4 separate regions of the Homo sapiens genome follow, and all the other regions are linked to region 4. Evidence: chromatin contacts called from ENCODE Hi-C or POLR2A ChIA-PET data. All regions are on one chromosome and are shown on one strand. The core of a region is the stretch at or near the end of the contact, and the rest is flanking DNA. Distances in the headings are between cores, read along the strand shown.

Region 1 (6,639 bases), core at 2,695-5,194, 600 kb before region 4:
CATAATCCAGCCACTGCACTCCAGCAGGGGTAACAGAGCAAGCAAGACCCCGTATCCCCCCCGCCAAAAAAAAAGCCAGTCAGTGACAGGGACAATAGTAGACCAGGCCTCCTGCCTGAAGATGTTAGAGAGATGAACCAGAAAAATTAAGAGTGGGGAAGTTTGGGCCAGGCACAGTGGCTCACGCCTGTAATCCCAACACTTTGGGAGGTCGAGGCAGGTGGATCACCTGAGGTTGGGAGTTCAAGACCAGCTTGACCAACATGGTGAAACCCTGTCTCTACAAAAAATACAAAAATTAGCCAGGCTGTGGTGGCGCACGCCTGTAATCTCAGCTACTCAGGAGGCTGAGGCAGGAGAATTGCTGGAACCCAGGAAGCGAAGGTTGCTGTGAGCTGAGATCATGCCACTGCACTCCAGCCTGGGTGACAGAGGGCAACCCTGTCTCAAAAACAAAAACAAACAAACAAAAGATTGGGGAAGTTTGTATCCTTATGTCCTCAGTGATACTCTTTCGTGAGATCAGCTGTATGTTGAAGTATACCAAATGAGGTATTTGTTTACTCACTCTTTCAGCCCTTCATTTGACATACATATTGAACATTGCTATGTGCCAGGTGCCCTGCTAGGCACTGAGTACATAAAACTGAGTAATACAGGGTGGCCCTCTAATAGCTCAAAATCTTACCTACAAGCACATAAAGTACAATCCCTTAGAGATGTGTTAGGAGAGTGCTCTCAGGTCCTAAACAGCAAGCCTGAGGTAGTATAGTACTGAAAGTCATAGACCACAAAATGTAGTCCAAATGGCATGGGTGTTGCGGGCACTGGCCTTGAAATCAGGCACATCTGGGTCTGGATCCCGAATGCAGCGTTTACCAGTTGTGTGAACCTGGGCTAAACTCTCTGAACCTGAGCTTGTTTGTTGGTCTGTAAAAAATACCATCAAGAGGCCAGGTGCAGTGGCTTCGGCCTGTAATCCCAGTACTTTCAAGGTGGGCGAATTCACTTGAGCCCGGGAATTTGAGACCAGCCTGGACAACTTAGCAAGACTCTGTCTCTACAAAAAAACTTTAAAAATTAGCTGGGCATGGCCAGGCGCAGTGGCTCATGCCTGTAATCCCAGGACTTTGGGAAGCCGAGGTGGGTAGATCACGAGGTCAAGAGATCGAGACCATCCTGGCCAACATGGTGAAACTCTGTCTCTACTAAAAATACAAAAATTAGCTGGGCGTGGTGGCGGGCGCCTGTAGTCCCAGCTACTTGGGAGGCTGAGGCAGGAGAATTGCTTGAACCCGGGAGGCAGAGGTTGCAGTGAGCCAAGATCGTGCCACTGCACTCCAGCCTGGTGGCAGAGTGAGACTCCATCTCAAAAAAAAAAAAAAATTAGCTGGGCATGATAGTGCATCCCTCCAGTTCCAGCTACTTAGAAGGCTGAGGTGGGAGGATCACTTGAGCCCAGGAGGCAGAAATTGCAGTGAGCTATGATTATGCCACTGCATTCCGGCCTGGGTAACGAAGCCAGACCCTGTCTCAAAAAAAATAAATAAATAAAAATAAAGTTGTTGATGCTTTATTTTTTATTTATTTATTTTGAGAGAAGGTTTCACTCTGTTGTCTAGGCTGGAGTGCAGTGGCATGATCTCAGCTTACTGCAACCTCTGCCTTGCAGGCCTAAGTGATCCTCCCACCTCAGCCTCCTGGGTAGCTGGGACTACAGGCACGCCATCACGGCCAGCTAAGTTTTTCGTATTTTTTGGTAGAGATGGGGTTTCACCATGTTGCCCAGAATGGTTTCGAACTCCTGAGCTCAAGTGATCCACCTGCCTCAGCCTCCCAAAGTGCTCGGAATACAGGCGTGAGCCACTGTGCCGAGCCTCATCAACAACTTTAAAGAAGAATAAGTGAGATACTGTTTAACAGATGCTGAGCCTGGTGCCCGGCACAGTAATAGGCTCTGTGATTATTTAAAAAGCCAGTTGCTAATGGGAAGTCTCTGTGGCAGATGTGCTAGACCTACAGGGGCTGTTGCCTGGTTGAAAAGGGATGCTGTATATGCGTGAAGGGTCACAGGAGAACCACTTTTGTTCCGTGTGGAAAAAGGAGTGTGAGAAACAGCTGGAGTACCGCAAAAAGCCCCTTTACTGTGGTCTTTATTAGAGCACAGCTATCAACTAAGTTGACTAAGTTACATATGAAGGGTTTAGCCCAGTGCCTGCCAAATAATAAGCATTCAGTACATATCAGCTATTGTGATTCTACCGTTATTCTGATAAAGAAGCTTTTTAGTGATTGGAATTAGAGAAAACAGGATTAATTTCTCCTTTTGGTGCAGTGACAGGAGAGTCTTGGCAAATGTTATCTTTTGGGGTCAGCTCTAGCTCTTGGGCTGGAGGGTGAGGAATCAGTTAAAGAAAAGGGTCCCTGGCGGGGTGTGGTGGCTCACGCCTGTAATCCCAACACTTTGGGAGGCCGAGGCGGGCGGATCACCTGAGGTCGGGAGTTCGAGACCAGCCTGACCAACACGGAGAAACTCTGTCTCTACTAAAAATACAAAATTAGCCAGGCGTGGTGGCACATGCCTGTAATTCCAGCTATTTGGGAGGCTGAGGCAGGAGAATTGCTTGAACCCAGGAGGCGGAGGTTGCGGTGAGGTGAGATTGTGCCATTGCACTCCAGCCTAGGCAACAAGAGTGAAGCTCGGTTAAAAAAAAAGAAAAGAAAGAAAGAGAAGAAAAGAAAAGAAAGAAAGAAAGAGAAAGAAAGAAGAGAGAGAAAGAGAGAAAAGAAAGAAAAGAAGGAGGAAGGAAAGGAAAGGGAAAGGGAAAGGAAAGGAAAGGAAAGGAAAGGAAAGGGTCTCTGACCTCAGACAGGTTACAGTCTCACTAGGGAGACAAGGGTCAGGATTACGTGGGCGTCATTTTCCTCCTTACAGGCAGGCGGTGCCTCTCCCTTCAAAAGCAAGGGACCTTTATGCATGATTCCACATCTGCATTCCGATAGGAAAGGGAAACAGCAGAAACACAATACCCATCTGAGAGCTACGCTTAGAGAGGACTCTGGGCTTTTATTTATTTTTTTACTTCAGTCTTGTGACCAGTAATTTTAAGGGAAAGCCAATAATAATGTTTTTAAAAAGCCTCACGCCACCCCTGGCGGCATCTCCTCGGTGTACTTTGCTGTTCAGATCCGCCTGCCTTCTGTGCCAGCCTAACAGCGCCCGGCCTCAGCCCCCATTGTCCCTGGAGCTGGCGAGGTGTCCGGTTGCGGAGCCGGCGGCGTCTCTGGAAATGCATCCTGCATCCCCGCATGGATAACAGCTGCAGCTATGTCAGAATTGCACAAAGAGGGGAGAGTGTCATTGTGTGCCTTTTGACACATACATTAAGACCAAAAAGGAAAAAAAGCGTCTATCTGTGCTGCCACCGACCAGACTCATGGAGGCCAGATTTTCTCCAATTAACCAGATCTTGCCCTGGTGCAGACAAGACTTAGTGAGTTCGGAGGAGGGGTGGGGAGAGGGAATTGGCTGGGGTCCCTACCCTGGGTGGAAGGAGGAGGGAGGGGTTCCCCCTCCCCCTTCCCCTACCCTCCCCTCCGGGTTTAGGGAGGGGATTAGAGGTGGGGAGGAGCTGGGGGGGCGTTTGGCCTGTGCCCCAACCTTGTGAGTGAGGTGGGGGTTGGAGGTGTGCGGGGGGCGGGGCGTGTGCCGGGGTCGCCGCGGGATGGGGGGTTGGGGATGTGCGGGGAGAGGCGCGTGTCCCGAGATCGCGGGGGGTGGGGTTGGAGGTGTGCGGGTGGAGGGGCGCGCCCTGGAGTTGGGGGCGGGCGAGGCGTTTGCGGGCGCGGGGGGCGGGTTTGGAGGTGTGCGGGGGAGGGGCGTGCCCTGGAGTTGGGGGCGGGGCGAGGCGGGCTCCTCCCCGGCGGGCGGGCCCGGGCGCGGCGCGGTGGCCTCGCGGTGCCTAGGCTGGGGCTGCCGGACCGTGAGGCTGTGAGTCGCGCGGACGGAGCCGGACAAAAGCGGGCGGCGGCGGCAGGATGAACAGCATCAAGAACGTGCCGGCGCGGGTGCTGAGCCGCAGGCCGGGCCACAGCCTGGAGGCCGAGCGCGAGCAGTTCGACAAGACCCAGGCGAGCGGGCGGCGGGCGGCGGGCGGCGGGCGGCGGCGGGCGGGCGGGCAAGCGGCGTCCCTGACCCCTCACGCGCGAACGGCTGGGGCCCGGGAGGCGCCGGCCAGGGGCGGGGGACGGCGCGGGGGCAGGGCCTGTGTCCGCCCGGGCTCTCCGAGAGCTCCGCTGCCGCCCCCCGCCGGCCTCCGCGGCCCGAGCCGACCGGCGCGCAGGTGAACCGGAAGCCGCGCTCCCCGCTCCCGCCGGGCGCTCGGGCCCAGAGGCGCCGGGGCTGAGGGGGCCGGGGTCAGGGTGTGCGCGGGCCGGGAGCGCCGGAGCTGAGGCGGCGGGGGACGGAGATGGGGCCGGGGTTGGGTGTGCGCGAGCCCAGCGCGCCGGGGGTCGAGGGGGCTGGGGATCCAGGTGCTCCCGGGGCCGGCGCGGCCCGACTGGGGTCCCCGACCTTCCGTGCCGCTCCTTGCCGGCTCCTGCCCCCGTCTCCTACCCCCTGAAACCGATGCCCCCACGGGCAATTTCCTTAAAGGAAATTCCTTAAACTCCCAGCTTCCTTCTCTCGTGAGCGGTTTCCCAGGGCTGCACAGTCTCCTATTATTTGCTGGGTGAAAAGCTTCTCGTATGTCGCCAGACTTGTTTGCCCGAGCGCTGCCCACGTATAAATAGGTGCACACCCCCTCATTAAATACCGGCGCCCGACAGACAGAAACTTCCTGGGGCTCCCTTCCTGCGCCTCCCACGCTTGTAACTCTTCCAGATGATGCCTATCCTGGGAAGGCGTTAGAAATGAAATAAGGGCGCGGGTGTGCGTTTTGTACTTGTGTTTGTGCCGGGGACCCACGATGCAGACGTTGCTGCGTTTCTGGTTTCCTGTTGCTTTTTATTTTACAAACTCTTGAAGTGCTCTCAGGCTTGGGGGATGGGCGGTGGAGGGGGGCATACTTGTTTATTTGCCAAAATAAGTCAACCAAGACTGAAATGGCTGAAAAATTTTACTCTAGAGATAAAGGAAGCCAGAGGACCCCTCCCACTCCTGTCTAAAGCAGGTTGGTGACATTTGCGTTTGTGGCGGCTATTTGCAAGTTCCGTCCCACTTGTCCTTGCAGAGAGCTATGACTTCTGCGGTTGCCTTCACATCTAGTTAGCACACGCACTCTACAACAGCTTTCGTTTTGAAATGAGAGAGAACGCAGGGAGACCTTCTAACCTTTGTGCTTGGGATTGACCCAGAAAGCGATAATAAATCCTGAGGATATCAAGGCTTTAGAAATGCGAAGTGCTGGAACCCAGGTGGCTGCAAATTACCAATTTAGCCTTGTGATCTTCATCACCATCAACTGGTTCAGCCCGGATAGCCCGTCATTTTAAAAAAATTTAAAGTCACCAATACATAATTAATTGTGCCAAGAACTTGTAGATCATAGGGAGAAAACCTGAATTGGCAGACATATCTGGATGTTGTCAGAAACTTTGTTTATTCACTGAGTTTTTTCTCGTGCCTTTGAGGACGTATAAAGAGGTCTGATTGCTACATGGAGGAGATGGGATGTGAAGGACCAACTTCATTGATCTTACTCTTAAATGATAAGAAGTCAAGGGCAACCTTCCTGAGTGTCAAAGAGAGAATCTCTGATACAGGACCACACATTTTAGTGGTTGGTTTGATACACAAGAAGGTGGATTTTTTTTTTTTTTTTTTAAAGACAGAGTCTCTCTCGTTGCCCAGGCTGGAGTGCAATGGCATGATCTCAGCTCGCTGCAACCTCCGCCTCCCGGGTTCAAGTGATTCTCCTGCCTCAGCCTCCCAAGTGGCTGGGACTACAAGCGTGCGCCACCACACCTGGCTAATTTTTGTGTTTGCAGTAGAGAAGGTGTTTCACCATGTTGGACAGGCTGGTCTCGAACTCCTGACCTCAGGCGATCCACCCGCCTCACCTCGGCCTCCCGAGATGTTGGGATTACAGGCACCTCTCCGAAGGTGGATTGTTTTGTTTTGTTTTGCTCTGGTTTTTTCTCAGAGGCTAAGAGGGCCACTAACAATGAATAACTTTGTAATGGGTGAATGTCACAGGTCTTACCTATTCTAGGGCCCCATTTTCTGGAAAGTTGGAGTTTGAGTTCATTGTCTGGGTTTGCTCGTCTTCACAGTGACTTATTGAGGAATGTAAGAATGAGGTTTTGTACGTGGTTAATATTTAATTAGATCGTTCCCAGAAATAATCAGGTGAGCCGCCAGCCAGGTCCCGTGGTGGAAAAGGACCTGGAGAGCTGAGGTTGTTACTTCCATGTCTCCTTCGGGACAGAAAATAGCACATGCAGTCCAGGGACCTGGCTTCCTTTGTAATACGCTGCTTGTCTTGCATTGACCACAGCACTGTGTGCTGTGGCAGGAGCACTAGGCTGGCTTAGAATTTAAATATTCACTAGCCTGCCAGCCTCGCTTTCCTCCCCTGGGCTCCTGGGTCAGGAGGAAGATAATTGCTTTCCTGTGAGCTTTTTTGACAGGACACACCC
Region 2 (6,553 bases), core at 1,134-3,633, 710 kb before region 4:
AGATGAAAATTGATAGATCAATAGATCCCAATCTAAAGAGCCTCATTCGGCCTGAAATAAAGCATTGATTGACTGAGCCCGGTTTCTGTTTTCTGAGATAAGGAATGATTTAAGGTCAGAGGATAGGAAATGCTGCTAACTGCCCCATAGCCCCTAAGAGAGTGAACATGCCCCATTCAAACACATATACCCATTTACTTAGCCATTTAAAATGACACAGGGGAGGCCAGGCACGGTGGCTCACGCCTGTGATCCCACCACTTTGGGAGGCCAAGGCAGGCGGATCACCTGAGGTCAGGAGCTCGAGACCAGCCTGGCCAACATGGCAAAACCCTGTCTCTACTAAAAATACAAAAATTAGCCGGGTGTGTTGGCTGGCGCCTCTAATCCCAGCTACTCGGGAGGCTGAGGCAGGAGAATTGCTTGAACCCGGGAGGCAGAGGTTGCAGTGAGCCGAGACTGTGCCACTGCACTCCAGCCTGGGACACAGAGTGAGACTCTGTCTCAAAACAAAAACAAACAACGAAAATTACACAAGGGCTGTGCAGTTCCTAGCCCCCCTCCCAACACACACATGCTCCACTCCATGCACATTCTGTCCCCTGCCATTGTGATCAGATAAGAAAATGCAGCCAACTCACTTCAATCAACTGGAACCTCCCCAAAAGGTATAGTTGTGTGAATTTCATTTCCGACAGAATGAGAAGGATGCAGTTCATGTGCGAGAAGCCGTCTTGCAATAAGAAAGGGGGGTGGCATTTTCAAAGCCCCCGACCCCTTAGCACGAGTTAATTCTAAGTCACCACTCTATCTTCCTCAGTGTTGTTGGTCTGCTTGTTCAGTGCCACTCAACAATGTGGGGATCCCATTGCCCATCAGACTGGCTTTGGAAACTATTTGCCACACTGATGCAACTCCTGCGACCGAGGTTCGAAATTGGCATCTCTTCCGGCCTTTGTGTTTTTGAGTGTCCTGGCTGCTTGGGTTTCAGACTGCAGATTTTGAGCTTGTTGTAGAATTTGGGAAAGGAGGGGCTTGAAAAATAATACACCAGGGGATCCAGCATGCTGTTCATGTAGGTGAAGCTGAGGGTTATGTGCAGGGCCCCATGGACAGAGGGATCGCAGGCACTCGAGGGCACCGTCCAGAGGAAATAGAGTCTAGCAGACACGCTGGGCAGGTAGCATGTGATGAACACAATTGCCACCACCATGATGAACCGGGTCGCCTTCTTCATCCGAGCCTGTCTGGCCAGCTGCTGCCTCCGCCTCAGGCTCCAAACAATCTTGAAGGAGCAAAATAAGATGATGCCGAGGGGCATAAAGAACTCCAGCTGGAACATGATGTCATGCCAGCCATTGGCCGACTCCATGATGAAGCTCTCACAGGAGACGGCCGTCTCTTGCACGCAGAGATGGTTCTCCAGCAAAAGATACACTGTTCCCAGGATGACCAGGGCCCACAGGGTGCAGACGATGCCAGCCGCCACCCGGGTGGAGATAGTGTTCACCGCGTGGTGGGGGTGGACCACTTTGAAATACCTGTCCGCAGCCACCACCGTAAGGAACACGATGCTCCCGGCCCTGTTCATGGCCAACGTGAAGAGCCCCACTCGGCAGGGAATGTCCCCAAAAGCCCAGTGTCTACGTCTGAGGTAATAGTCTGTCCGAAAAGGCAGGCAGATCATAAGGAGGAAATCAGCCACGGCCAAATTGAAAAGGTAAACAGTGCTGGGCTTCCAGGTCTTCATGTGGAAGCAGAAACCACACAGGGCGACCCCATTGCCTAGTGCGCCCAGCACAAAGGCCACAATGAGCAGCGGCGGCATCACCTGGGAGATGGTGTCCCCCTCGATGCGGCAGCACGACCCGTTGTACATGGCGGGGACAGAGCAAGTGTCCGGGTGCAGAGCAGCCCAGGGAGTCCCCACAATGGCACAGATGCTTATCTGAGCGTTAGCACTCACCCAGCTGCTGCGTGTCTGACTTCATCACCCAGGATGCGGGTCCTGTGTGTGTGGGTTGGATGCTGCCACAGCAGCGAGAAGAGAAACTTCAGCCAGGAAATGAGAGACCCAGGGAGGTCCTTTCTCTGGAGCCCGTCTCACAAGCCGCCTGCCTCTGGGAGAGGCCAAGCCTGGAGCCGGATGAAGCTTGGAAATGCATGCAATTTTGCAAAAGTGGTCATTTCTGAGAGGCGGTAGGGTGGGGGGGTCCGATGAGATTGATGCCGTAGAGGAGCGATTGGGTCCAGCGCCAGAGTAATTTTCATTTTCAGCTTCGCTGTTCCTCCTCGGACTCCGTGCTGGAGAGCACACAAAGCTGCCCAGAAGGCAAGAAGAAAGCTTGTTTGTCCTCCCTCCTGGTGGAGAAATCCAAACATTTCCTGGAGTGGTTCTGGGCTCCTGCCTTTGCTTTCCTCCCGTAACCTTTGCCTGACTGCCTTGTCCTCTCCCTCATCCCACGGGGCACTCCCATGCGGTGCCAGAGAGGGGAGGCTTTGCTCTGCAGCTCCTCCGGGCCATTTCCTGTGCCGAAAAATACCGCGCTCAAAAATTGGAGGAGTCTGCGGAGAGAAAAGTTCTAATCACGATACTTGATGGATGTTAGAAAAATTCTTTGACGGGAGTCACCTTTCCCCCGCTCTATTCCCACCTCCCTGCCCTTTACATCCTTCCGTGAACCAAAGTGGCCAGTTGCACAACCACCAAGACCATGAAATAGATCTGAAGCCCACTTCTCATATGTCTGTCTCCACAAAACGGCCTCTTTGGGAGCCGGTTTCCCCCTCTGCTGGGAAGCAGAGCCTAGAACTTTTACAAAGATTTGGCCCTGAGTTTCCATTGGCTGTTGAATGAGCCAAACACCATGAGATGTACGTTTTTAATTTCAATTATGTGCTGAGCCCATCAATTAAAACTGCCCCCTGGGGGCGGAAGAGGATTGGAGGAGTTGATTAAGGAGTCCATCTCTAAAGCAATCATGAGTAACATTAGACTGCACAAAAAATTGGAGTCTTTGCTAAAATTTCCTGTCCTTTGGCTTTAAGGATTATTAATCTGCCCTGTGCCTTTCAGCTTCCAGTTTAGAAAATGGGGTGGAGGCCGGGCGCGGTGGCTCACGCTTGTAATCCAAGCACTTTGGTAGGCCCAGGCGGGCGGATCACCAGGTCAGGAGATGGAGACCATCCTGGCTAACACGGTAAAACCCCGTCTCTACTAAAAATACAAAAAAATGAGCCAGGCGTGGTGGCGGGCGCCTGTAGTCCCAGCTACTCGGGAGGCTGAGGCAGGAGAATGGCGTGAACCCGGGAGGCAGAGCTTGCAGGGAGCCAAGATTGCGCCACTGCACTCCAGTCTGGGTGACAGAACCAGACTCCGTCTAAAACAAACAAACAAACAAACAAACAAAACAACAAGAAAAAGAAAAAGAAAAAAGAAAGAAAGAAGAAAATGGGGTGGAGGCCAGTCGCGGTGGCTCACATCTATAATCCCAGCACTTTGGGAGGCCGAGGCAGGTGGATGACTTGAGGTCAGGAGTACAAGACCAGCCTTGCCAACATGGTGAAACCCCATCTCTACTAAAAATATACAAAAATCAGTCAGGTGTTGTGGCATGTGTCTGTAATCCCAGTTACTCAGGAGGCTGAGGCAGGAGAATCACTTGAACCCGGGAGGTGGAGGTTGCAGTGAGCCGAGATCGTGCCAATGAACTCCAGCCTGGGTGACAGAAAGAAACTCTGTCTCAAAAAAAAAAAATGGGGCGGAAAAGAGGGGGTGCATTGAAAGAATGTGTCTGTCTTCTAGATGCACACTGAAGCTAAATTCTTCCCACTGGATGCTGGACTCCAAATCTGTCCACCCACATTCTCCCCTGCCTCGCCCTAGCACAGACCGCAGTCACTTCCCACCTGAACTGTTGAAACAGTTTCCTAACTGGTTTCCCTTCCTCTCATCTATTTCCTGTAAGTCATCTTCTACACAATAATCTGATTTTTCTGAAGCACAGATATTATCATATACCTTTTTTCACTTAAAAATCTTCACTAGCTCCCTTCAATCTGCCAAGGGGCTAGAATGATGGCCTGTGGACCATATCTGGTTTAAAAACCAGCCTGGCTTGGCCGATATGTTTTTAAAACCTGGTGCAGTCCTATAAAAACCTGGATTTCTGTTGTCTCTTAGAACACTGGAAGATCTGGCCACACTGGACCGACACTCCCACATGGAAACAATCAGCTGGAGCTTAGAGTAGATGGAGTAGAGACAGAGAATGAGCCCCTGTAGACAGAGAATGAGCTTTACTGTTTGCCACAGTCCCCACCACTCCCTATTGCCTTACACCTGGTTGGCTTTCCTCATTGGCAAGCCTAGTCTCTGTGGGATTTTGAGTTTGTCACCTCTTGCTCTAGGTTGAAGGTCACATTCCTTGGATTGACGTACAAGGTCCTTCACAGTTGGTTCCCAACCTACCTTTCCAGTATGATTTTCCTGCCACTTTCCTCCTTCCACCCTACTCGCTAGTCTCATAACCTCTAATAAATAAAAACGTGTTCGTCAAACGTCTATATCTAGTTCCCCCACAAATTCAGGAGTTCTTTGAAGACAAACTTCATACTCTTGGCCTGGATGACTAACTCCTACTTTTCTCCTTCTTTCTTTCCTTCCGTCTTTCTTTCTTTCTTTCTTTCTTTTCTTTCTTTCTCTCTCTCTCTTTCTCTCTGTCTCTCTCTCTCTCCCTCTCTGCCTCCCTCCCTCTCTCTCTTTCTTTTTTTTTTGAGACAGAGTCTGGCTCTGTTGTCCAGGCTGGAGTGCAGTGGCTCTGTCTTGGCTCACTGTAGCCTCAACCTCCCAGGCTCAAGCCATCCTCTTACCTTAGCTTCCTGAGTGGCTGGGACTACAGGTGCATGCTACCATGCCCAGCTAATTTTTGTATTTTTTGTAGAGACGGGGTTTTGCCATGTTGTCCAGGTCTCAAACTCCGGGGCTCAAGTGATCCACCCACCTTGACCTCTCAAATGTGCTGACATTACAGGTGTAAGCCACCATGCCAAGCCTAACTCCTACTTTTCATGAGAGCTCATTGTAACCACTTTCACTCTGTGGGCCTTTGTGATTCTGTGATAAGGTGTTAACTAACAGGGGTAACCATGGTAGGTTGAAACACCCCAAGATGAGGTCAGAGGGGTAACCCTGAGTACTTCACATGCTTAGCCTGGATTTTTTAACAAATGGAAAATATTCTTCATTCTACATTCTCAGATACTGTCGGGATTCTTGTAAACACAAATACTTCCTTTTTTTTCCACATGACTAACACCTGCCTTTCTTTTCTAAATCCTTTGTCTTGTCAAATCACCTTCTTCTCTCTCTTTTTTTTTTTTCTTTTTGTGGCTGTAGAATTAGCTGTAAGGCAGAGGATTAAGGAAGAAAAAAATGGCATCTATTCCTCTGAAAGTCTACTGGTTTTTTTGGTTTGTATGTTTTGAGACAGAGTCTGGCTCTGTCGCTAAGGCTGGAGTGCAGTGGCACAAATGTAGCTCCTTTCAGCCTGTGCTTCCCAGGCTCAAGTGATCCTCCCACCTCAGCCTCACAAGTTGCTGGGACCACAGGCACGTGCCACCATGCCTGGCTAATTTTTGTATATTTTGTAGAGACAAGGTCTCACCATACTGGTCAGGCTGGTCCTGAACTCCTGGGTTCAAGCGATCTGCCTGCCTCAGCCTCTCAAAGTGCTGGGATTACAGGCGTGAGCCACCGCACCCACCCCAAAAGCCTACTGGTTTTTCACGTACAATCTGATCTTATTCTACCCCAGGGCTTCAAGAAGATGCTGTCTCTCTCTTCTTGGACTTCCTGCTCAAGATCATGCTGTGGTGCCCTATTCCTTTGTGCACCAAATTTAGATCTATCTAGGCTCATGCCTGTAATCCCAGTACTTTGGGAGGCAGATCACTTGCGATCAGGAGTTCGAGACCAGCCTGCCCAACATGGTGAAACCCCAACTCTACTAAAACTACAAAAATTAGCCGGTCGTGGCCGGGAGTGGTGGCTCACTCCTATAATCCCAGCACTTTGGGAGGCGGAGGTGGGTGGATCACCTGAGGTCAGGAGTTCGAGACCAGCCTGGCCAACATGGTGAAAACCCTGTCTCTACTAAAAATACCAAAACTAGCCGGGTGTGGTGGCAGGTGCCTGTAATCCCAGCTACTTGGGGGGCTGAGGCAGGAGAATCGCTTGAACCTGGGAGGCGGAGGTTGCAGTGGGCCGAGATAGCGCCATTGCACTCCAGCCTAGGGGACAAGAGTGAGACTTTGTCTCAAAAAAAAAAAAAATTAGCCAGTCATGGTGGTGCATGCCTGTAGTCCCAGCTATTCCAGAGGCCGAGTCACAAGAATCGCTTGAACCCAGGAGGTGGAGGTTGCAGTGAGCCAAGATTGCACCACTGCACTCCAGCCTGGGCCACAGAGTGAGAATCTGTCTCAGAAAAAAAAAAAAAAAAAAAACAAAACTGGCCAGGCAGTGGCTCACACCTGTAATCCCAGCACTATGGGA
Region 3 (6,663 bases), core at 2,351-4,850, 560 kb before region 4:
AATCACATTTTATTTAACAAGCAATCTTTATTGTCATTTTTTATTTTTTGAGACAGGGTCTTGTTCTATCACGCAGGCTGACATGCAGTGGTGCAATCATGGCTCACTGCAACCTTGACCTCCTGAGCTCAAGCGATCCTCTTGCCTCAGCCTCCCAAAGTGCTGGGATTACAGGCTTGAGCCACTGCGCCCAGCCACAAGCAAGCATCTTGTTAAACAAGCATTAGGTCCAGGAATATAAAATGTTCTTCCCACAAAGACTCTGCTCACACTGGCTCTTCAGCCTGGAACGCCCTCCTATCCAAATCTCTGCTGCAAACTCTACCCTAACCAAGGTCTTAGCAACGGAACCTTTTCTAAACCTTCCCCAGCCCCACCAACGCCACACAGAGCTAGACCCTTAGTGGTGGGCACTCCCTGAGGCCCCGCTTGATTGAGATACAATTCACACCTCATACAATCCATCTACTGAAACCATTCCACTCAAGGGTGTCTCATGTATTCGCAGAGTACACCTCTGGCTTCACTGTATTCACACTGTATTCTTCTGTGCTTGTTTGTTCATCTATTCATACATCAAAAAAAATTTTTTCAGGCATCATCACGGGCTGGCTCTGGAAGTACAGGCAATGGAGACAGAAAAGTGAACAGGAAGGTGAGGTTCCTTTCCTTAGGAGAGTGCAGCTACTAAATATGACAAACAGAATCATAAAATCTGTCCACTGCTAGACCGGGTGCGGTGGCTTACGCCTGTAATCCCAGCACTTTGGGAGGCCGAGGCAGGTGGGTCACGAGGTCAAGAGATCAAGACCACCCCGGCCAACATGGTGAAACCCCATCTCTACTAAAAATACAAAAATTAGCTGGGCAGGGTGGTGCCCGCCTGTAGTCCCAGCTACTCAGGAGGCTGAGGCAAGAGAATCGCTTGAACCCGGGAGGCAGAGGTTGCAGTGAGCCAAGATTGTGCCACTACACTCCAGCCTGGTGACAGAGGGAGACTCCGTCTCAAAAAAAAAAAAAAAAAGAAAAGAAAGAAAAACAAAACAAAACAAAAAACCTGTCCACTGCTGTGTCACGAAGGTGTTGTAAGTCTCCTGGGAGTGACAGGATGCTTGTGGTGTGCTGAATGGTGTGCCCCCCTCCCCCAAAAAGATGTGTCTACACCCTAATCTCTAGAACCTACATTTATTGGAAAAAAGGTCTTTGCAAATGTAATGAAGTATCTGGAAATGAAACAATCATCTTTAATCATCTAGGTGGCCCTAATCCAATGACAAGAGTCCTTTTTTTTTTTTTTTTTTTTTTTGAGGCAGTCTGGCTCTGTCACCCAGGTTGGAGTGCAGTGGGGCAATCTCGGCTCACTACAACCTCCGCCTCCCAGGTTCAAGCGATTCTCCTGCCTCAGATTCTCCTGCCTCAGCCTCCTGAGTAGCTGGGATTACAGGCGCATGCCACCACACCTGGCTAATTTTTGTGTTTTCAGTAGAGACGGGGTTTTACCATGTTGGCCAGGCTGGTCTCAAACTCCTGGCCTCAAGTGATCTGCCCGCCTTGGCCTCCCAAAGTGTTAGAATTACATGCGTGAGCCACCCTGCCCGGCCGACAAGAGTCCTTTTAAGAGACACATGGAGAAGACAGAGGCAGACGTGAAAGCCATGTGAAGACGGGGGCAGCATGATGTGGTCACAAGCCCAGGACGCCAGCACACATGAGAAGCTGGAAGCGGCAAAGAAGAGTCCTCCCCTAGAGCCTCCAGAGGGAACAGGGTACCCTGATTTCAGACTTCTGGCCTCCAGAGCTGTGACAGAATTAAGTTTCTGTTGTTGCAAGCTGCCCAGTTTGTGGTCATGTTACAGCAGCCACAGGACTAGTACAGTGCTGGAATCTTCCACCTGTTCTTGAAAACCACTGTCTATCCTGCTCTGTGCCCCAGCAGCCACCTGGCTGACCTATACCAACCCTTCACCCGGACACTCACCCTCAGGTTCTGGTTGGATTCAGCAATGAGGATCAACAGTAGGAGGAAGATGAAAAGGGACAGCGGAGATGGGGAGTGTTCCCCGGGTTGCCTCGCTGAGGTGCGGCTGCAGCTGGGCCAGGTCCTCCAACCCTCCCTTCCTCCAAGGCAGCCCTCTCCTCTGCCCCTCCCGCAGGCCTGGAAGTGAGAAGTGCATGGCTGTTGCTAATCCTGCATCAGGCTTTGGGGGTCTCCACGCTGCCCTCTCCTTGTGGGGAATCCCTTTATTCAACTCCTCACCAATCCCTCATGCTGACTGTGCCATGTCTTGCCAGAAGCCTGACTGAAATAGTTAGAACAGTTTACCCCATGACACAAAATGACACTTGAGCTCACATCCACTCTTTTAATGGTGACCATAAAGCCCCTTAAGAGTAGAACCATGTCTTAATCATTCCCCTGTGCCCAGAACCTAGCGCAGTACCCAGGCTAACACAGGCACATAGCTAAATACTTGCTTGATTGGGCTCGGTGGCTCACGCCTATAATCCCAGCACTTTGAGAGACCGAGGCGGGCGGATCACTTGAGGTCAGGCATTGGAGACCAGCCTGGCCAACATGGTGAAACCCCGTTTCTGCTAAAACTACAAAAATTAGCCAGGCATGGTGGTGTGCGCCTGTAGTCTCAGCTACTTGGGAGGCTGAGGCAGGCAGGAGAATCACTTGAACCCAGGAGTCAGAGGCTACAGTGAGCCGAGATCGTGCCAATGTACTCCAAAAAAAACTTGCTCAATTTTAACCATAAGAATCTTCATAATTGGGGCCTCAGGACACTATCTGTCAGTCATTGTGAAAATCCTGCTAAGCTTTTTTGAAGATTAGCCTTTTTGAATGTTCAAATTCATAAACAGTAACGTCATGGGTTGATACAACCAGCTATAAACTGGGAAACTACTTGCATTCCTAGCTTTTACTCCAGCAGTGATAACAGTTTGGCAGTGAAATGGAAAGGGGGAAAAATGAAGATGATGACACTGATGGCTGGAAAGCGAAGCTACCCATTAACTGTGGTGAAACATGAGACACAAAACACACACGGAGACACAGACACAAGCTGGCTTTGTGCGACGCTTCTCTTCACTGAAATCAGCCCTCTCCCACTTAGAAAGCATATCAGAATGTTAGAGTAGCATTACTGTCATGAGAGCCTCGAAGCCACTATATTTACACGTGTAATTTACACACCGGTGCAGTAGCTCACGCCTGTCATTCTAGCACTAAGGAAGGTAGAGGCAGGAGGATTGCTTGAGCCCAGGAGACCAAGACCAGCCTAGGCAACGGAGTGAGGCACTGATCTCCACAGAAAGGAAAAAAAAAAAACAAACACGACACACACACAGAAAAACCCTAATCCCAAGCTTCCATTTCTACAGCTCATCAGGGCCACAATGACATGCTCCAGCACAGTGGTTGGCCCATTCATCTGTTCGTTCATTCATACAAGAAATACTTGGGAAGCACCTCTGTGTGCCAGGCTCGGGGGAGACACCATCATCACAGGGAGTCTGGCTCAGAGTCTCAGTCAAGCCCATCCTCCTACGTAAGGCACTGAGCGTTGTGCACTGCCCAACTCCAGGGGGTGCCATTCACTTCGTACTGCAGCACTGCATACCCGCACAGACTGCATCTGCTCTTCCAATAAAAGGCTCAAAAGAGAAAAAGGGGAAAAATCAAAACAGATGTGATTTTAACGGTTTAAGTAAGACAAGTTACTGGTGCTGATCTGAAAACTTTGCTCTTGTCAGTATCTTCCACATTTCAACAAAATTTGCTGACATTTGTTGAGCATAGCTAGCATGTGCCACCTTCTCTTAGTTCCACTGTCTCCATTCTATCCTCTGTGACAGTGAGACAAATTTGTCCTCATTTTACTCAAGAGACAGGAAACACAATCTTAGGAAGGTTAAACGAGCTGTCAAAGTTACAACTGCTAGTAACTCCCTCCAGAGCTGCGATCTTAACTACTGTGCAGTGGCTCACGCCTGTAGCCCCAGTTACTTGGGAGGCTGAAGCAAGAGGATCACTTGAGCCTAGGAGTTCAAGGCCAGTCTAGGCAACATGGTGAGACCCTATCTCTAAAAATAAATTATGCCAGGTATGGTGGCTCATGGCTGTAAACCCAGCACTCTGGGAGGCCCAGGCAGGCAGATTGTTTAAGCCCAGGAGTTGGTTGGAGAACAGCCTGAGCAATAAAGTAAGACCCCATCTCTACAAAAAATAAAAAATGAGCCAGCCATGGCAGCATGCACCTGTGGTCCCAACTACTGGGAGGCTGAGGAAGGAGGCTTGCTTGAGCCAGGGAAGGCAAGACCGCAGTGGGCTGTAATCACACCACTACACTCCAGCAGAGGATCAAATGGAAATTTACTAGTTTACTATTTCTCTATTTTCATGTTATAACAACAATCATCTAAGGTTCATTCCTATTTATACCTTTTTTAAAAAAACCTTTTATAGAAGATACTTTCAAAAAGTAAAGGTAGAGAGATGAGTATGATGAAACTATGTATAACCGTCTCCTAGGTTCGACAATTAGCAACATTTGCCAATCTTCATCTATATTCCCGCTTTTTTTTAAAAGTAGTTTAAAGCAAACTTCGAGCATCATCATTCATGCTTAAAAATTTTATATTTCTAACAGGTAAGAACTTTTTAACCCTAGCTACAATGCCATAATCACATTTAGCAAAATTCACAATAATCCTTTAATATCATCCTCTGCATGTGTTGGCTCAATTTCTTCTATAAAAAACTTTTTGCCTCATCTATTTGACTACATGAAATACAGTTTATATAGGAAAAGCTGGATAAATGCTTGGTTCTTTTTTTTTTCTTTTTAAACCAACTTTTGGAAGACTGAGTTCATACCTGAGCAAACTCCAAAAATGACCAATAAGCTTTTTGGGAGTATCATTATGAAGTAATGAAGTTTTTATCTCTGATAAAAGGCTGTTCTGGGACACCACTGCTGCCCTGCTCTCCAGTAAAATATGTCTAAGACCAATCCTGTACATTTGCTGCCCCCAAGCTTAGCTGGCCCTTCTCAAAGGAATACTAGTTCCTTTTGGTGGGAAATTTGATTTTCACCTTTTCCTCTCCAGATAAAATTAAATTCAAAGTTATCTATAACACAAAGAAAAGGAATAAAACAAATCTTAGCTTTTGTACTATTCTACTACTAGAAATATTCTCAAATTGCATTAAGACCTTAAATGCAGCAGGCTTATGGGTTAGGTTTGATAAAGAAAGGCTGCCATACATTCAGCTAGGTTAACTGCATCTCTTTTTATTTTACTATACTTGATTTATCACACCAACTAATTTCAAGGTAAATTTCACCAAAGTAACATGCAATTTGAGTTTGAGCTTTACATTAAAGGCTAGGTTATTTAAAAGTCCAAATTCACCTTCATTCAGTAAAAAGATATTCCCAATGACAAACTAATTTCACCAGTCTCCACCTGAATTCAGGTCTTCAGGTGAAGCCTGTAACCCAAGCCTACGATGGCCCTTAGATGTGCTGTAAACACATTAATGTGGCTTAATTCAAATCTTCAGTTTTACTGAAACAAACTTAACAGTTGCGGAGTTGGACTATTAACATGTTGACAAAATTAAAAGATCTGCAAATACAGAAATATAGTTAAAGAATCGGAGAACATTATGAAACAGTCCTAAAATACGACAATCCTGGGGGTTGTGTGAAACCATCTCCAAGGCTACAGCCCACTCAGGAAGGAAACTTACCAGCTGCTTATCGAATGTTCCACCAAACAACCCACTCCACACACAGAACCTCTAACTTCCAACTATTAGATTAATAAAGATAGCTATTTTTATCGGAGACATCAAAATCCTTCTTGAGAGAAAACTTGCTTCCCTCGAAAAGGAACAGACAGTGAGATCTAGACTCAAACGATCCCCTCCATATGTAGCTGACGTGAATCTAAAAATTGGTACGTGTGAGTGCAGCTAACCACAGAAACACAAAAAGCTAGGCTCGAAAATAAATGGACTATTCCTAGGTAAGATGGAAAGTGACACACTTGACAGTTTCTAGGGCTGGCAGGCACAACTTACCAGGAGAGGGTTTGGTTTTTCCTAGAAGACATATTTTCTTTTCTTTTTTCTTTTTTTTGAGACAAGAGTCTCACTCTGTCACCAGGCTGGAGTGCAGTGGCACGATCTCAGCTCACTGCAACCTCTGCCTCCTGGGTTCAACCAGCCTCAGCCTCCCAAGTAGCTGAGACTACAGGTGTGCACCACCACATCCAGCTAATTTTTGTATTTTTAGTAGAGATGGGGTTTCACCATGTTGGCCAGGATGGTCTCGATCTCTTGACCTCGTGATCCGCCTGCCTTGGCCTCCCAAAGTGCTGGGGATTACAGGCGTGAGCCACCGTGCCTGGCCAGAAGACATATTTTCTAATACTCAGAGGAAAAACAAGCTCTCCCTTCTTCTTGGACTTATAATGTGGATAATGGTGTCAGTAATAAAGAAATATACTAACAGGTGTCAATGGTTCTGATAACTGGCATATGTTATAAAATGTCCTAACTGGCTTCAGAATAACTGGAGACCTTGGAGGAAGGAGGGCAGGAGTGAGGATCAGAAGACAAGATGGGACACCCACACAGATCACAAA
Region 4 (6,868 bases), core at 3,849-6,348:
GGCCGAGGCGGGCGGATCACCAGGTCAGGAGACAGAGACCATCCTGGCTAACGCGGTGAAACCCCGTCTCTACTAAAAAAATACAAAAAAGTTAGCCAGGCGTGGTGGCAGGCGCCTGTAGTCCCAGCTACTCAGGAGGCTGAGGCAGGAGAACGGTGTGAACCTGGGAGACGGAGCTTGCAGTGAGCTGAGGTCCCACCACTGCACTCCAGCCTGGGCGACAGAGCGAAACTCCATCTCAAAAAAAAAAAAAAAATTTAAGATGGTAAATTTTATGTTACTGTATTTTACTACAATTTATTTTATTTTATTTTATTTTTTTCTTTTGAGACAGAGTCTTGCTCTGTTGCCCAGGCTGGAGTGCGGTGGCATGATCTCAGCTCACTGCAACCTCTGTCTCCCAGGTTTAAGCAATTCTTCTGCCTCAGCCTCCCTAGTAGCTGGGATTACAGGCGCCTGCCACCAAGCCCAGCTAATTTTTTGTATTTTTAGTAGAAACAGGGTTTCACCATGTTGGCCAGGCTGGTCTTGAACTCTGACCTCAGGTGACCTGCGCCCACCTCGGCCTCCCAAAGTGCTGGGATTACAGGCATAAGCCACCACGCCCAGCTTTACTACAATTTAAAAAACCAAAAAGGGGTCAGGAATAGTGGCTCACGCCTGTAACCCCAGAACTCTGGGAGGCTAGAGCGGGTGGATCGTTTGAGCCCAGGAGTTTGAGACCAGCCTGGACAACATGGGAAACCTCATCTCTAGAAAAAACACAAAAATTAGGTGGCCATAGTAGCACATGCTTATAGTCTCAGCTACTAGGGAGGCTGAGGTGGGAGGATCACCTGAGCCCAGGGAGGCTGAAACTGCAGTGAGCAGTGTTCAAACCACTGCACGCCAGCCTGGGTGACAAAGTGAGACCCTGTCTCAAAACATACAAAGAAAAAAAACAAGGCATATTTTTGTAAACTGTCTAGTGGCACTAAACGTTCATTTTCTTAATTCATGCATTTTCCCTATCCCTGTTCTTAAGGCTGCGGTTTGAGAAGAAAATATGCCATCTCATCTGCCGCCTGATGAAACTTGTCCACTTTGCCCCATATGGGAAACTACCCAGCCCCTGTGCACACCACGCTGTTCTCGGCTCATAATGGGGACTTCCTCCATATCCTTGTGCCCGGAGAGGGAGGCAAAAATAACACAGAATGTGGCTGAGCAATCCCCCGCAAGTCAGTTAACTTTCCTTGACTCTCAAAAGCCAGGCTACAAGTCATCACACTTAACCATGTCACTTGACAGACACTAAAGTAGAATATTATCTAGAAATACAATTGTCACTATCACTTAGGAATAGGTGAAATAAATTACCAGGGGTCAGAGAAGGTATGAGGCAAATAATAATAATAATTAAGAAGAAGAAGAAGAAGAAGAAAGTTACCAGGGAAGCTACAGGGAAACTTCATACTTCCATGTGAATTTCAGTGACTCTGTTCCTGTTCTTTCCTGGCTTACTTCTTGGTTTGTATACTTTTTTTTTTTTTTTTTTGAGACGAAGTCGTCTCGCTCTGTTGCCAGGCTAGAATGCAGCAGCGTGATCTCAGCTCAATGCAACCTCTGCCTCCCGGGTTCAAGCAATTCTCTTGCCTTAGCCTCCCGAGTAGCTGGGACTACAGGCACGTGCCACCGTGCCCAGCTAATTTTTGTATTTTTAGTAGACACGGGGTATGTTGGCCAGGATGGTCTCAATCTCTTGACTTCCTGATCCACCTGCCTTGGCCTCCCAAAGTGTTGGGATTACAGGCGTGAGCCACTGCGCCCAGCCTTGGTTTGTATACTTGGTGTTTGTTTGTTTGTTTTTGAGACAGTCTTGCTCTGTTGCCCCAGCTGGAGTGCAGTGGCACGATCTTGGCTCACTGCAACCTCTGCCACCCGGGTTCAAGTGATTCTTGTGCCTCAGCCTCCGAGTAGCTGGATTACAAGCGTGTGCCAGCAGGTCCAGCTAATTTTGTATTTTTAGTAGAGACAGGGTTTCACCAGTTTGCCCAGGCTGGTCCCAAACTCCTGGCCTCAAGCGATCTGCCTGCCTCGACCTCCCAAAGTGTTGGGATTACAGGTGTGAGCCACCGCGCCTGGCCTGGTTTGTATACTTGTATTCTGGTTCTAGGACTGTGTGTCTGACCTCTCCCACTAGATGTGAGCTTCTTGAGGGCAGGGACCTTGTCTACGTTATCTCCATAGCCCCAGAGCCTAGCATCAGTCACTGCAGTCACTCATCAAATGTTAGTACAAGTAAGGTCAAATGTCTGTATTTTAGGATGGAGTATTTAGGACTAGCATCTCTGAATTAAGATCCTGACTTCACCTCTTAACTTGCCGTGAAGTCCTTAGGTAAATTACTTAACTGTTCTGTGCCTCAGTTTTGTAAAACAATAATAGTCTGAGGATTAAAAAAGACATCGTCCACTTACAGCAGCTTTTTTGTTTTTCTTTTTTAACTGTGGCTGGAGACCTGCTAGTAGGTCATAAAATTAATGAGTTTCGACAAGAATTTTAAAAACTAGGCTGGGCATGGTGGCTCAGGCCTGTAATCCCAGCACTTTGGGAGGCTGAGGTGGGCGTATCACTTAAGCCCAGGAGTTCGAGACCAGCCTGGGCAACATGGTGAGACCCCCATCTCTACAAAAATACAAAAATTAGCCAGGTGGTTGGTGTGTGCCTGTAGTCCTAGCTACTGGAGAGGCTGAAGTGGGAGGACTGCTTGAGCCCAGGAGTTTGAGGCCTCAGTGAGCTGTGATCACACCATGGTATTCCAGCCTGGATGACAGAGAAAGCTGTCCCCGCAAAAAAGACTTTTTTTTTTTTTTTGAGACAAAATCTCGCTCTGTCACCCAACCTGGAGTGCAGTGGCGCGATCTCGGCTCACTGCAACCTCTGCCTTCCGGTTTCAAGCAATTCTCCGGCCTCAGCCTCCCGAGTAGCTGGGATTACAGGCACCCGCCACCACGCCCGGCTAATTTTTTTCTGTAGTTTTAGTAGAGATAGAGTTTCACCATGTTGGCCAGGCTGGTCTCAAATTCCTGACCTTGTGATCTGCCCGCCTTGGCCTCCCAAAGTGCTGGGATTACAGGCGTGAGTCACAGCACCCAGCCAGATGATTTTTAACATATGTGTAGATCCCTATATCCATACCCTGATTAAGATATGGGACACTTCTAGCTCTCTATCAATTTCCCTTCTTTTCCCCCCACCACCAGTTTGCCTTCTATAACTATAAATTATTTTGCCTGTTCATGAATTTTATTTAAATGTACAGTAGGGCTGGGTGCTGTGGCTCAGGCCTGTAATCCCAGCACTTTGGAAGGCTGAGGTGGGTGGGTCACTTGAGGCCAGGAGTTTGAGACCAGCCTGGCCAACATGGTGAAACCCCGTCTCTACCAAAAAAGAAAAAAAAAAAATAGCCACGCGTGGTGGCACACGCTTGCAATCCCAGCTGCTCAGGAGGCTGAGGCAGGAGAATCGCTTGAATCCAGGAGGTGGAGGTTGCAGTGAGTCGAGGTCACGCCACTGCACTACAGTCTGAGCAACAGAGCAAGATTCTGACTCAAAAAAAAAAAAAATCTACAGTAGTTTCTCTTTAGTGCCTGGCTTCTTTCTCTCAATGTTACATCTGTGAGATTCATTCACACTGCTGTGTGTATCAGCACCCCGTTCTTTTTCTCTGTTGCATAGTATTCCATATATCACAATTTCAAAACTCAATTGGGTTGCATTTAGAGTGTTTCCAGTTTGGCAGCTGAGACTAAAGCTGCTCTGAATCTTCTTGTCTATGTCTTTTTGTGGTCATATGCACTAATTTCTCTTTAGGTAAAATGTGTTTCTTGTCCAAGTGTGGTGGCTCACATCCACAAGCCCAGCACTTTGGGAGGCCAAGGTGGGAGGATTCCTTGAGCTTAGGAGTTTGAGACCAGCCTGGGTAACGGTGAGACCCCCATCTCTACAAAACATCAAAAAAGTTAGCCAGGCATGGTGGCACATGCCTGTACTCCCAGCTACTTGGAAGGGCAAGGCAGGAGAATTGCTTGAGCCTAGGAGGCCAAGGCTGTAGTGAGCCGTGTTTGCACCACTGCACTCTAGCCTGGGAGATAGAGCAGGACCCTGTGTCAAAAGAAAAAAAAAGTGTTTCTTGCTCTAGGTCAAAGGTTCTCAAACTGTGGACCCTGGGCCAATAGCATCAGCATTAACTGCGAACTCGTTAGAAATACAGATTCTGGCCAGGCAGGGTGGCTCACACCTGTAAACCCAGCACTCTAGGAGGCTGAGGCTGGGGGATCACTTGGAGCCAGGAGTTTGAGACCAGCCTGGGCAACACAGCGAGATCCCATCTCTTAAAAAAAGAAAAAAGAGAAAAGAGAAGAGAAAAGAAAAGGAAGGCGTCTCCCTGCCAGTAGGTGCCCTCCTACGCCCCGCAGGCGCCGTGGGCCCGGAACCCTCGCTCCCACACTCACCTCCCCGCTGGCCGGAGGGCTCTGTCTCCGCAGCCCCTCCACCTCCTTCCTGAGGTGGTCCCTCTCCATCTTCAGCTCCTCCAGCGCCAGGCTGCCCTCATTCACCAGCGCCTCCAGCATCTCCAGGACGCGGACGACTTTGAACTGCAGCTGCGTCACCCGGGGGTCGCTGCCCAGGGCCATAAGCTCGCGGCCCAACAGGTAGGAGATGTCATACACGTCCTCGGCGGTCAGCTGGAAGGGGCTCTTGCCCAGCGCCCCCTCGGGCCCAACCTCGTCCCTCTCCTCGTCCTCCTCTCCCTCCTCCTCTTCCTCTTCTCGCACAGGGGGCTCCTCCATGGCCACCCAGACCCCCGCCGACCTCGGAGCTGCTGTCTTGGAGTCTCCCAAAGGTTAGACTTCCTCCCGGCACCCAAAACTTTCCGCTGGGCAGAGTCCCTACCTGCCCAATCAGCGCGGCCCGGGGGTGGGCCCGGGGGGATGGTGCAAGGGGCCGCGCACGCGACTCTTGGGCCTGCGCCCCGGCGCACCGTCCCCGCTGCCAGCCACGCTGGAGAGTGCGCTCCAGGATGTGGTTTGGGGCGCGAAGGGACAACGGAAAAGGAGGCAGCCGAGAAGAGGAACGGGGAAGTTCAGGGGTGACGGCAATCGCCCCAGCCTGGGAACAGTTGCAGCCCCGGGGAGGAGCCGCCCTGAGCCCCGCCCCTGGCGACCGCTGCCAGGAGGTGCGTTTCCGTGGAGACGGAGTTTCCACCGTGCAATCCAGAGCGGGGTAAAAAGAACGCAACTTTTTCCTTTCCACCCTCGTGCTTTCCAGCCGTAGAATTTGCATCGTAGGTGATGGAAGATCCGGGTGTCTCTTTGAGGGTGTTTTCTGGAGCCTGCGGCCAAACAGAAAGCAGCTGCTGGGGGCAGCGCGACAGAGTCCCCGAGGCTTGAGGATCTGGAAAACTCCCAGGCAAATTGTCACTAGGGCCTGGGGCGTCCGACTTCGCTGTGACTCTCAATAAAATGGAGAATGTCTGCCCTGCTCACTTCGCTGGGTCCTCGGCTCCTCCACGTAACCAGCGCTGTCACCTTGGCAAGTTACTTAACGTCTCCGAGCCTCAGTCTCCTCCTCTGTAAAATGGGGACAATAGCGGGACCCAGGTGGCAGGGTTGCTGCGAGGAACATGAGCTTATGAGATCATGTGTGCGACACCTCAAGCACTTAGGAAGCACTCACATACGTGACTGCAATCCTTCATTCTTTCTTTCTTTCTTTCTTTCTTTTTTTTTTTGAGACGGAGTCTCCCTGTGTCGCCCAGGCTGGAGTGCAGTGGCGCGATCTCGGCTTGCTGCAAGCTCCGCCTCCCAGGTTCACGCCATTCTCCTGCCTCAGCCTCCCGAGTAGCTGGGACTACAGGCACGCGCCACCACGCCCGGCTAATTTTTTTGTATTTTTAGTAGAGACGGGGTTTCACCATGTTCGCCAGGATGGTCTCGATCTCCTGACCTCGTGATCCACCTGCCTCGGCCTCCCAAAGTGCTGGGATTACAGGCGTGAGCCACCGCGCCCGGCCCCTTCATTCTTTCTTCCACAGCGCTAGGGAGGAATTGCTGGTGTTGGAGACACCTTGCTACTTGGGTGAGAGAAGGAGGAGTAATTAACAAGAGAGAAACCCCTGTCTGAAAATCACAAAGCATTCGACACATATGCGGAATCCATATTACTGAGAATATTAGCAGAGTGGCGTAGAAACTTGAGTCATTCGCTGTGGCTCATGCCTTAATCTCAACACTTCAGGAGGCTGACGCAGGAGGATTGCTTGAGCCCAGGAATTTGAGACTAGCTTGGGCATCATAGTGAGACCCTGTCTCTACAAAAAGTAAACAAAAGTAGCTGGACACAGTGGTTCATGCCTGTAGTGGCAGGTACTCGGGAGGCTGAGGTGGGAGGACCACTTGAGCCCGGGATGTTGAGGCTGCAGTGAGCCAAGATCTCACCACAGAGTGGTGCCTGTGACAGAGTGGGACCATGGTGACAGAGTAAGATCATGTCTCAAAAAAAAAGGCACAACAAATCTCAAGTTATTTTAGGTTTCACTGGAGGTTTGTGATAGTCTCAGGCAGAAAGCTCAGCAACGGGGCTTGTCTTTCCCAGGAATGTATTGGCAGCTTTCCTTGTGATAGGTGTATCCATTTTCTCCACACTGAGGTACTAGAATCTCAATGGAGAATGTACATAGATTAAACCAACCAACAAAAGCAAAGCAAATTAACAAAACACACTATTTTCAGAGGGTCGTTTCTTTTTATTTTATTTTATTTTATTTTATTTATTTGTTTATTTATTTATTTAGAGACAGAATCTTGCTCTGTTGCCCAGGCTG

The links. Hi-C counts contacts between places; a loop is a spot of excess contacts on that map. ChIA-PET counts read pairs that join two places held with the same protein, here RNA polymerase II (POLR2A). Pooled maps may share reads with other maps.
Region 1: a pooled map shows a loop between it and region 4 (3-fold over the local background). The contact joins the promoter of HIP1R here to the promoter of RILPL2 in region 4. A Hi-C loop is called at or near these places in 1 of 168 maps with a recorded cell type or tissue (B cell) and 4 of 50 pooled maps. POLR2A ChIA-PET finds 5 or more read pairs at or near these places in 1 of 52 experiments (Panc1).
Region 2: a loop to region 4 is called in a pooled map, with 5 times the contacts of the local background. The contact joins the promoter of HCAR1 here to the promoter of RILPL2 in region 4. A Hi-C loop is called at or near these places in 4 of 37 single-sample maps with no recorded cell type and 7 of 50 pooled maps.
Region 3: a loop to region 4 is called in a pooled map, with 2.7 times the contacts of the local background. The contact joins the enhancer-like site here to the promoter of RILPL2 in region 4. A Hi-C loop is called at or near these places in 6 of 37 single-sample maps with no recorded cell type and 9 of 50 pooled maps. POLR2A ChIA-PET finds 5 or more read pairs at or near these places in 1 of 52 experiments (GM10248).

What each region holds. Positions count from the first base shown.
Region 1 is chr12:122,831,513-122,838,151 of GRCh38, forward strand. HIP1R (huntingtin interacting protein 1 related) reads left to right here and starts at 3,945. Exons shown (of 32, transcript NM_003959.3): 1 at 3,945-4,131. The coding sequence starts at 4,039. It overlaps LOC124903040 (a long non-coding RNA gene), which reads right to left and starts at 3,721. Exons shown (of 2, transcript XR_007063501.1): 1 at 3,662-3,721; 2 at 3,043-3,326. RefSeq lists an enhancer at 3,547-3,596 and silencers at 3,847-4,086, 4,257-4,456.
Region 2 is chr12:122,728,461-122,735,013 of GRCh38, forward strand. HCAR1 (hydroxycarboxylic acid receptor 1) reads right to left here and starts at 2,384. Exons shown (of 1, transcript NM_032554.4): 1 at 1-2,384. The coding sequence starts at 1,879. The coding sequence ends at 839. RefSeq lists enhancers at 1,146-1,813, 5,658-6,157.
Region 3 is chr12:122,877,351-122,884,013 of GRCh38, forward strand. All of the region lies in intron 1 of VPS37B (VPS37B subunit of ESCRT-I), which reads right to left. Among named protein-coding and RNA genes, the nearest start is that of VPS37B, 15 kb to the right of the region's middle. Within about 2 kb of position 3,601, at least 8 of the 41 ENCODE cell types and tissues checked have a DNase peak (open chromatin) inside an H3K27ac peak, as active enhancers do.
Region 4 is chr12:123,431,586-123,438,453 of GRCh38, forward strand. It overlaps RILPL2 (Rab interacting lysosomal protein like 2), which reads right to left and starts at 5,099. Exons shown (of 4, transcript NM_145058.3): 1 at 4,497-5,099. The coding sequence starts at 4,835. RefSeq lists enhancers at 1-90, 4,075-5,004 and a silencer at 4,846-5,105.